Regions from separate parts of the Mus musculus genome. Here region 2 is linked to region 1. Evidence: chromatin contacts called from ENCODE Hi-C or POLR2A ChIA-PET data. All regions are on one chromosome and are shown on one strand. Each heading gives the region's core, a stretch centred on a gene start or an enhancer-like site at or near the end of the contact. The rest is flanking DNA. Distances are from core to core; before and after follow the strand shown. Region 1 holds the start of A930006K02Rik (RIKEN cDNA A930006K02 gene). Region 2 holds the start of Gart (phosphoribosylglycinamide formyltransferase).

Region 1 (3,584 bases), core at 122-2,621:
ACATCACATTTAAGACCTTAAGCTCTAAAGTCTCACTCTCTTCATATTGTTTAGCTATAGATCCCTGTATCAGTTGTTCTAACTCAGAGGTTCTCAACCTTCCTGATGCTGTGACCCTTAAATACAGCTCTTCATGTTGTGGTGACCCCCCAACCATAAAACTTTCATTGCTACTCCATAACTGCAATTTTGCTACACTTATAAATTGTAATGTAAATACCTCTTTTCAGATGGTCTTAGGTAACCTTTGAATAAGGATCTCCAGCCAAAAGTTGAGAAACACTGTTCCAACGAGTTTGCAAGAACTCTTGGACAGTGGGAAATAGAAACTTTAACAACCTTAAGTATGTGTCACTGGTAAGGTTCTTCCCAATGACTTAGTAGCCACGACCAAAAACTGTTGGATCCACAGATCTTTAGGACTTGTTCATTTCATGAGTCAAACAGTCGTGGGGGTTGATTCTTTCGTTTTTGTCATTCAAGGAGCTTGGGTTTGAGCCTCTTTGTCTTGTTTTAACAACAGTTGTCATAGCTGCAATAATAACCCTAAGAAGATCTGAAGAGAGAGAGGGAGAGAGAGAGATTGATTCTCTGGCAGCCCAGGCTGGCTCTCCACTCCCAATATAATGGGGGCACCCTGCTAACTACCTGCTGAGGTTACAAACATGTGTTACCATGCCCGATTCAATTATTTCATTTTTGCTGCCACGGGGTATTGAACCCAGGATCCCATGCATGCTTGTCCAGAAGCTGCCGATGTCCTCATCCATCATCTTTAAATTTTATTTCCATAGCGTAGTCTTGAGGTATGTAAGTAAATAACCTTCTCAAACGCAGGCTCGAACTCTTTACGAATAGGTGTCAGGGAACCATAATCTCAGACCACCCCAGCCCCTAGGATGTCACCTCTCCGCACACTGGAAATTACCTGCCTCTCTGATACCACCGAGGGTGCCCGGCACCCGTGGGTTCCCACACTAGGTTCCAAGAGAGCCCTTGAGGAACGAGCCATAGCTCACACACACACACAAAACCAAGAAACGAAAGCGCTCAGTGCAGGAACTCTGAGCAGGCGCTCTAGCAGCAAACTGAGTTCGCCTCTGCTGTTGGAACAATTAACGGTGGGCTTCCGGAAGTGGGGAGGGTCATGACCTGTCAGGAAACGGAAATTAAGAGGACAGTGACTGCATACTACAGGGCCTTTGCAGAGGGGGCGGAGCTTTCATCGAGGGGTGGGGCCTGAGCGGAGGGCGGGACGGGGGCGGAGCAAATAGATGGGGTGTTCCCGAAGGGCAGAGCCCGGGCTGGAGGGTGTTGCTAGGAGGGCTGCAATGGGCCAAGGATTTTTTTTGGCGCGTCACTTGAAGTGACAGAAGACGTAAGAGGTAGGGCTGTCGTAGGCTCGGCGTCTCTGGTGCTGCTGGCCCAGGCACCTCGGGTTCTGCCCGTAGCCTTAGGTGAGCGAAGGCCGAGCAACGGGGAGTAATTGCTGGGCGCAGGTAGCTTGAGTCCAGCGCTCTCACCCCGACGCCCGCCCAATGGCTCTGCTCCAGCCTGGGATTCTGACCCGGGCCCGAGCCTGGGATGGCTGGTGGGTGGGAGACCAGAGAGCAGCAGAAATGTGCTTTCCAGCCCTAGTGCGGTTTGTCCCGGGTTAACGGAGGAGTGAGATGAGAGTATCACTCCTAACAGTCGAGCAGGCTAACAAAACAATAACAAATAAGCCAGGGAACCACTGGGCTAATTACATCGGGAGAATGGCGACTGCTCTAAGGGTGAGAGACAAGAGAGATCTCTTCATAGTGATGAAAACAAACAAACAAACAACAACAATAAAACCAAAAAAGACAGCCCGGCATCCCAGCCAGAACTCCTGGAGATAAGTTCCGACTCCTCTCAGGGAGGTAAGTGATGCCCCAGGTCTCACCCTGAAGATGGCACACGGTGGAATTCATGCTAGCAGCGTGACACAGCCCAGGGGGTTGCTTTGGAACCTTTGTTCTTGGAAAGTTTTATGTTCAGCTCAGGGTGAAAAGAGTTTTATGTCTATGTTCATGTAAAATTAACAATTGAGCAGGGTGTACATTGAGAAATTAATTTTCAGGAGCTAAAGAGACGGCTCACTGGTGCTGCTGCTCTTTCAGAGGACTGCTGTTGGCGTCGTGGCTAACTCTAGGGCAGTGTTTCCCAGCCTTCCTAATGCTGCAGCCCTTTAATACAGTCCCTCGTGCTGCGGTGAGGCTCAACCATAGAATTATTTTGCTGCTACTTCATAACTGTAATTTTGCTACTGTTATGAATCATAACAGGCAACCCATGTGAAAGGGATGGAGACCCACACAGGCTGAGAACCCGTGCTCTACAGCCTCTTAATTCCATCTCCAGGAAAATCTGATCTTCTGACCTCTGCACGTATATATACTTACACACACACACACACACACACACACACACACGCATAATTAAAAACAAAAATGACTCAAAATGTGGTGGCACCCGCCTGCAATCCAACACTGAGGTAATTGAGGAAAGCGGCTCAGGAGCACCATACCCTGTGCTGGGTGATGTGAGCTTGTCTCCTGGAACTACATTAAAGATGCTGAAGTGGATGGCCAGGTGGCGCGTCTGATAGGATCTTGATTATACCAGTCATTGAGTGTATGAACTAATTTAACGTTCAGCCAGTTAACAGTTATGCCAGTCATTAAGTGTATAAACTAAGTTAACTTTCAGCCAGTTAACAATTACACCAGTCATTAAGTGTGTAAACTCATTTAACTTTCAGCCAGTTAACGATTACACCAGTCATTAAAAGCGTAAACTAGTTAAACTTTTAGCTCTCTGTTCAGCTACTATCCATTTTACAGGAGTGGAAGCTGCAGCACTGAAAGACGAAGTCGCCTACTCACACTGTACAGCCAGTTTCTGGCTTAGCAGAAGAATGTCCTTCCTTCAGAGTCAGTCCAGAGGAGAGAGCGTTGTTGCTTAGCAACTGTTGGGCTGTTGGTGTTGTTTTGTGCCCTAGTGTTTGTGCCTGCGTGTTTTCCTGTGCAGCTGTATACATTGCTTTGCACCCGGATGTGGGGGTCAGAGGTCAGGCGTCTTCCTCCATTGTTCTACATCTTATTTATTTTGAGACAGAGTCCCTAACTGAACCTGGAGCTGATTAATTCAGCTGAACTGGTTGTCCAGTGAATGCCAGGTATCCTCCTGTCTCCATCTCCTCAGCCTGGGGCTTGTGGGTACATGACTATGCCTGGCTAAGGAAGTGACTCCTCAGACTTCTGTACACACTTTACTGACTGAGCCATTTTCCCAGACTTGCTTGTGTTGATTTTTAAAATCTTGTGTCGCTCTAGGTTGCCACCCAAACTCTTGATAACTGTGGATTTCTTTCATCTCCTCCTAATTCCCTTAACAGGGCTGGGAAAGTCATTTTATGGTTTTGGTTTTTGGTTTTTTTAAACAGATACAGACTGCCCTTTTCCATGGGTGGTGATATAGGTTCTGGCCTCATTTCCTTTGTCTCTATCTTAGTGTCTTTCTCAATTATATATATATAATCTATTTTTCTTCAAAGACTT
Region 2 (3,531 bases), core at 128-2,627, 180 kb after region 1:
GGGGCTGGAAAGATGGCTCAGTGGTTAAGAGCACTGATGAGGTCCTGAGTTCAATCCCCAGCAACCACATGGTGGCTCACAACCATGTGTAATGGGATCCAATGCCCTCTTCTGGTGTGTCTTCAGACAGTTACAGTGTACTCACATACATAAAATAAACAATTCTTTAAAAAAAAATATTGTATACTACAAAGTACCCAGAAATAGGAAGTACTAATTTGCTATGTGTTGTTACTTCATATACCTAATTGATACCTATTGCTTAGAATAGAAGCCTTGTGTTCAAATTCTAGCACCAATAAAAGGAGGGGGGGGAGCAAAGATATTATCAAGATATTTACTTATGTAGAAGATGGTTACGGAAAGAAGAAAACTGAAATATGTAAATTCTAAATTGATCCTTTACTTTGGGATTACATATTTAAGGAAAACCCAAGCAGACTGGTAAGGTTAAGAACACTTAGTTCTCTTGCAGAGGGCTGGGGTTTAGTCTCCCAGCACCCACAAGGTGGCTCACAAACATCCTAATCTGGGTCTGGAGACTGAATGCTTTCTTCCGGCTTCTTTGGGGCGTTCATTGTATGCACGTGGGCACAAACATACATGTAAGGGACAACGCTCCTACACATAAGATAGACTTTAGTTCAATTCTGTGTCATTTTCTTAGAGAAATAGCTGAAGCCATTAAACTTTTTAAAAAATCTAACTTGAATAAGAAAGCAGTGCAAGAAGACAATTTTCATTTTACTAGTCAGGATCTGTGAAATAGCAGGACTGGTCTCTTCACCAGCAGCGGCTGGGTGCCTGGGCTCCGGTGTCAAGGCCTTACTAGCCGGGAGACTCGGAGAGTCTTTTGTAACTTCTTGGGTGTCAGTTAACTAACAGGCAATTTATAGCGAGAACAAGAGAATAGGGTAAGGAGAGAATAAAAGAATCGGTTAAAACCACTTCCAAATATTTGTTTTGAAAAAGTAGAAACCAAATACGAAAGTGGTCCAGGTAAATGGTTAGTTACTGTGATAAAACTAGAGCGGATAAAAAAACCATCGGTGTACAGGGTCTGTCTTTACAAGGCAGAGATGCACAGAAACCTGGACCCGGCCTCAGAATTAGAAAGCTGGGAAAGAACTACCTGGCCGACCTCCATCAAGGCCGTGCAAAGCACGTGGGCTTTTCGCCAGTCACGCCAGTTTCGTTTCAAGAGTAGCACCGGTCGCTGAGGTTAAACCCATGGGTCAAAGCGTTTAGGCAGTCCACGCATCATCTTAAGAACTAAGGCATTCACGCACCTGCAAGCCCCGCCACGCAGCTCCGGCTCGCACCCGCCACTCGCACCCGCCGGAAGTTGGCCCGGGGAATCCAGCGCGCCCCGGCCTCTGCCCCGCCTCCGATGGACTCGGCTGCTCATTGGCCGCAGCCCGCCTAGGTCCCCGCCCGCGAGGCGACCCGTGGGGGTTCCTCCCGCCTTAGGGTGCGGTCGGAGCCCGCTGCCTAGCCGGGCTCAGAATCCCTGGCACCACGATTAGAGCTGATGATGCTCGTCAGGGGCTGTCACTTAAGGTCCCTGCGTTTACCCCAGAGCCTCCTACACTGGGGGCAGAGCCGAGGCTGCCTGACTGTGGCTGCTCACCAAGCGCCAGGGCGGAGCGGCCAGGGCTGGACTCCGGAGCAGCTCAAGCGCACTGCGTTTAGAACGCAGGTCGCTCAGACGCTCCAGCCTTTGCTAAAAACTACGCGAGGCCGGTTATAGCAAGCATCGAGGCAGAATGGGAATGGCTCCTTTCCAACTCATAGTGGGGACGCGGGACGGGGATTTCTTTCTCATGCACGTCTCCCTGACCAAAGTAAACTTGGCGCTTGCAACAAACGCGTTCGAGCTCCGTGCCGGACAAGCCGAGGCTTTTCTCGTCCCCCAGCTTTTTTTTTTTTCCATGGCCTCTAATCTCAGGCATTTACTCCCTATAGAAAGCCTCTTAGGAGTCCCCGCAGGCTGAGGGGATCAACAGCCGAAGCTGTCGCGGTCGCCTCGGGAGCGACTTCTCCTGTAATGGCGCCTGCGTCAACCACTAACATGGCGGCCGAGTTCGTGCGCGGCGCAAACGTCAGCAGCTCTACCCCGGCGGCTCAGAAACAGCGGAGGAGAGCGGGCCGGTGTTCGCTGATTGGCTCGTGGGTGGAGCGAGCCCGTGCGGACGCTCCCTCACGAGCCAATCAGGAAAGGGATAAAAGGAATTGGCCGCTGCGCCTCCTCCCGAGGCATGCTGGGAGCCTGGAGGACTAGCGAGGAGTAGTTGAGAGAACGGAGCGGACGCCATGGCGGCCGACATCGAGCAGGTTTTCAGGTCTTTCGTGGTCAGTAAATTCCGGGAAATACAACAGGAGCTTTCCAGGTAAACGCTTCCCAGACTTTTCTGCTCCTCGCGGGCTGTTAGGGCTTCATCTAGCCTCCCGTGGCATCTTTCACGGAACGCCGTCGTTTCTCGGCTCAGGCCCCGCTACGGCCCCGCCTGGGCCTGGGATCCATTTTCCGCCCCCCCCCCCACCCCCCCAGTTCCCCGTTCGTTCCTTTCGCGAAAGATCGTCTCTTCCGCGGTGTCGCACACGCCGTTTCTTTCTTCCAGTTAAGACGGTCACCTTTCCCTCGTTTGGACACCCCCTACCCTCCAGCTACTCGGAGGCCCGGCGTCCACCAGGGACGGGCCTAGTTCCCTTCCCAGCTCCTCCTCCGCCGCCGCCTTTCCCCTCCCCCTCCCCGCCTCCGCGCATTTCGCCGGCCGGTGTCTATGGCCGGAAAGGGTCTCTAACGGCCGCTTCTTGGGTAACCTTAAAACTTCTTTATTATTGTACGCTTGCGATCGTTTGGCCACCGCAGTCTATTTATTAGACGATTTGGGCCCCGGTTACTGCTCTGTGCTTCAGACCGGATTAGCACTCTTTTCACAGTTGTAAATTGAAACATCTCAGTTCGATGTAAGATACAAGATCAAATATTCGAGAGGATGATAGGAGGGGGCTTTGGAACTGCTGGATGCGTAATTTGATTGAGTAGAAAGTGGAGTATGTGTTATTTTTGTTATTTTTCCTTGCTACCCCGACTTAACGGACGGATTTTTGTCACTGCCAGTAGACTTCAGAGGTTAGCCTTGGTTCTCAGAATTTAATGTTGAAGAGATCTCCTCAGTTGTTTACTTAGGAAAATAGTGTGGGTTATGTTATAACTTAAGGAAATATTCAGAGGTAAATATTTTTTACTTTTATTTTTTAACGAATGGTTTAAGTTGAGAACAGAGCAATACATAAGTTAGAAAAATCATCTGATAAGCAGTTGTAAATTATATGCCCAAATTACCTGGGACTGTGGATAGAATAATGTTAATCATATTTTATTGCAGAAATTGTTTTTTTTTCAAGATAGGGTGTTTTTGTTTGTTGCTGTTTTTGTTTTCTTTCTTTTTTTTTTTTTTCTTTTTTGTGGACAGGCTCTAATGTCATGGCTTACAGCTTTGTAGCTGAAGCTGCCCTGTTGTCATC

The links. Hi-C counts contacts between places; a loop is a spot of excess contacts on that map. ChIA-PET counts read pairs that join two places held with the same protein, here RNA polymerase II (POLR2A).
Region 2: a map of heart shows a loop between it and region 1 (8-fold over the local background). The contact joins the promoter of Gart here to the promoter of A930006K02Rik in region 1. A Hi-C loop is called at or near these places in 1 of 37 maps with a recorded cell type or tissue (heart). POLR2A ChIA-PET finds 5 or more read pairs at or near these places in 2 of 5 experiments (Patski and embryonic stem cell).

What each region holds. Positions count from the first base shown.
Region 1 is chr16:91,463,733-91,467,316 of GRCm38, forward strand. It overlaps A930006K02Rik (RIKEN cDNA A930006K02 gene), which reads left to right and starts at 1,372. Exons shown (of 2, transcript NR_077219.1): 1 at 1,372-1,904.
Region 2 is chr16:91,645,595-91,649,125 of GRCm38, forward strand. It overlaps Gart (phosphoribosylglycinamide formyltransferase), which reads right to left and starts at 1,378. Exons shown (of 22, transcript NM_010256.2): 1 at 1,290-1,378. Son (Son DNA binding protein) reads left to right here and starts at 2,230. Exons shown (of 12, transcript NM_178880.4): 1 at 2,230-2,390. The coding sequence starts at 2,314.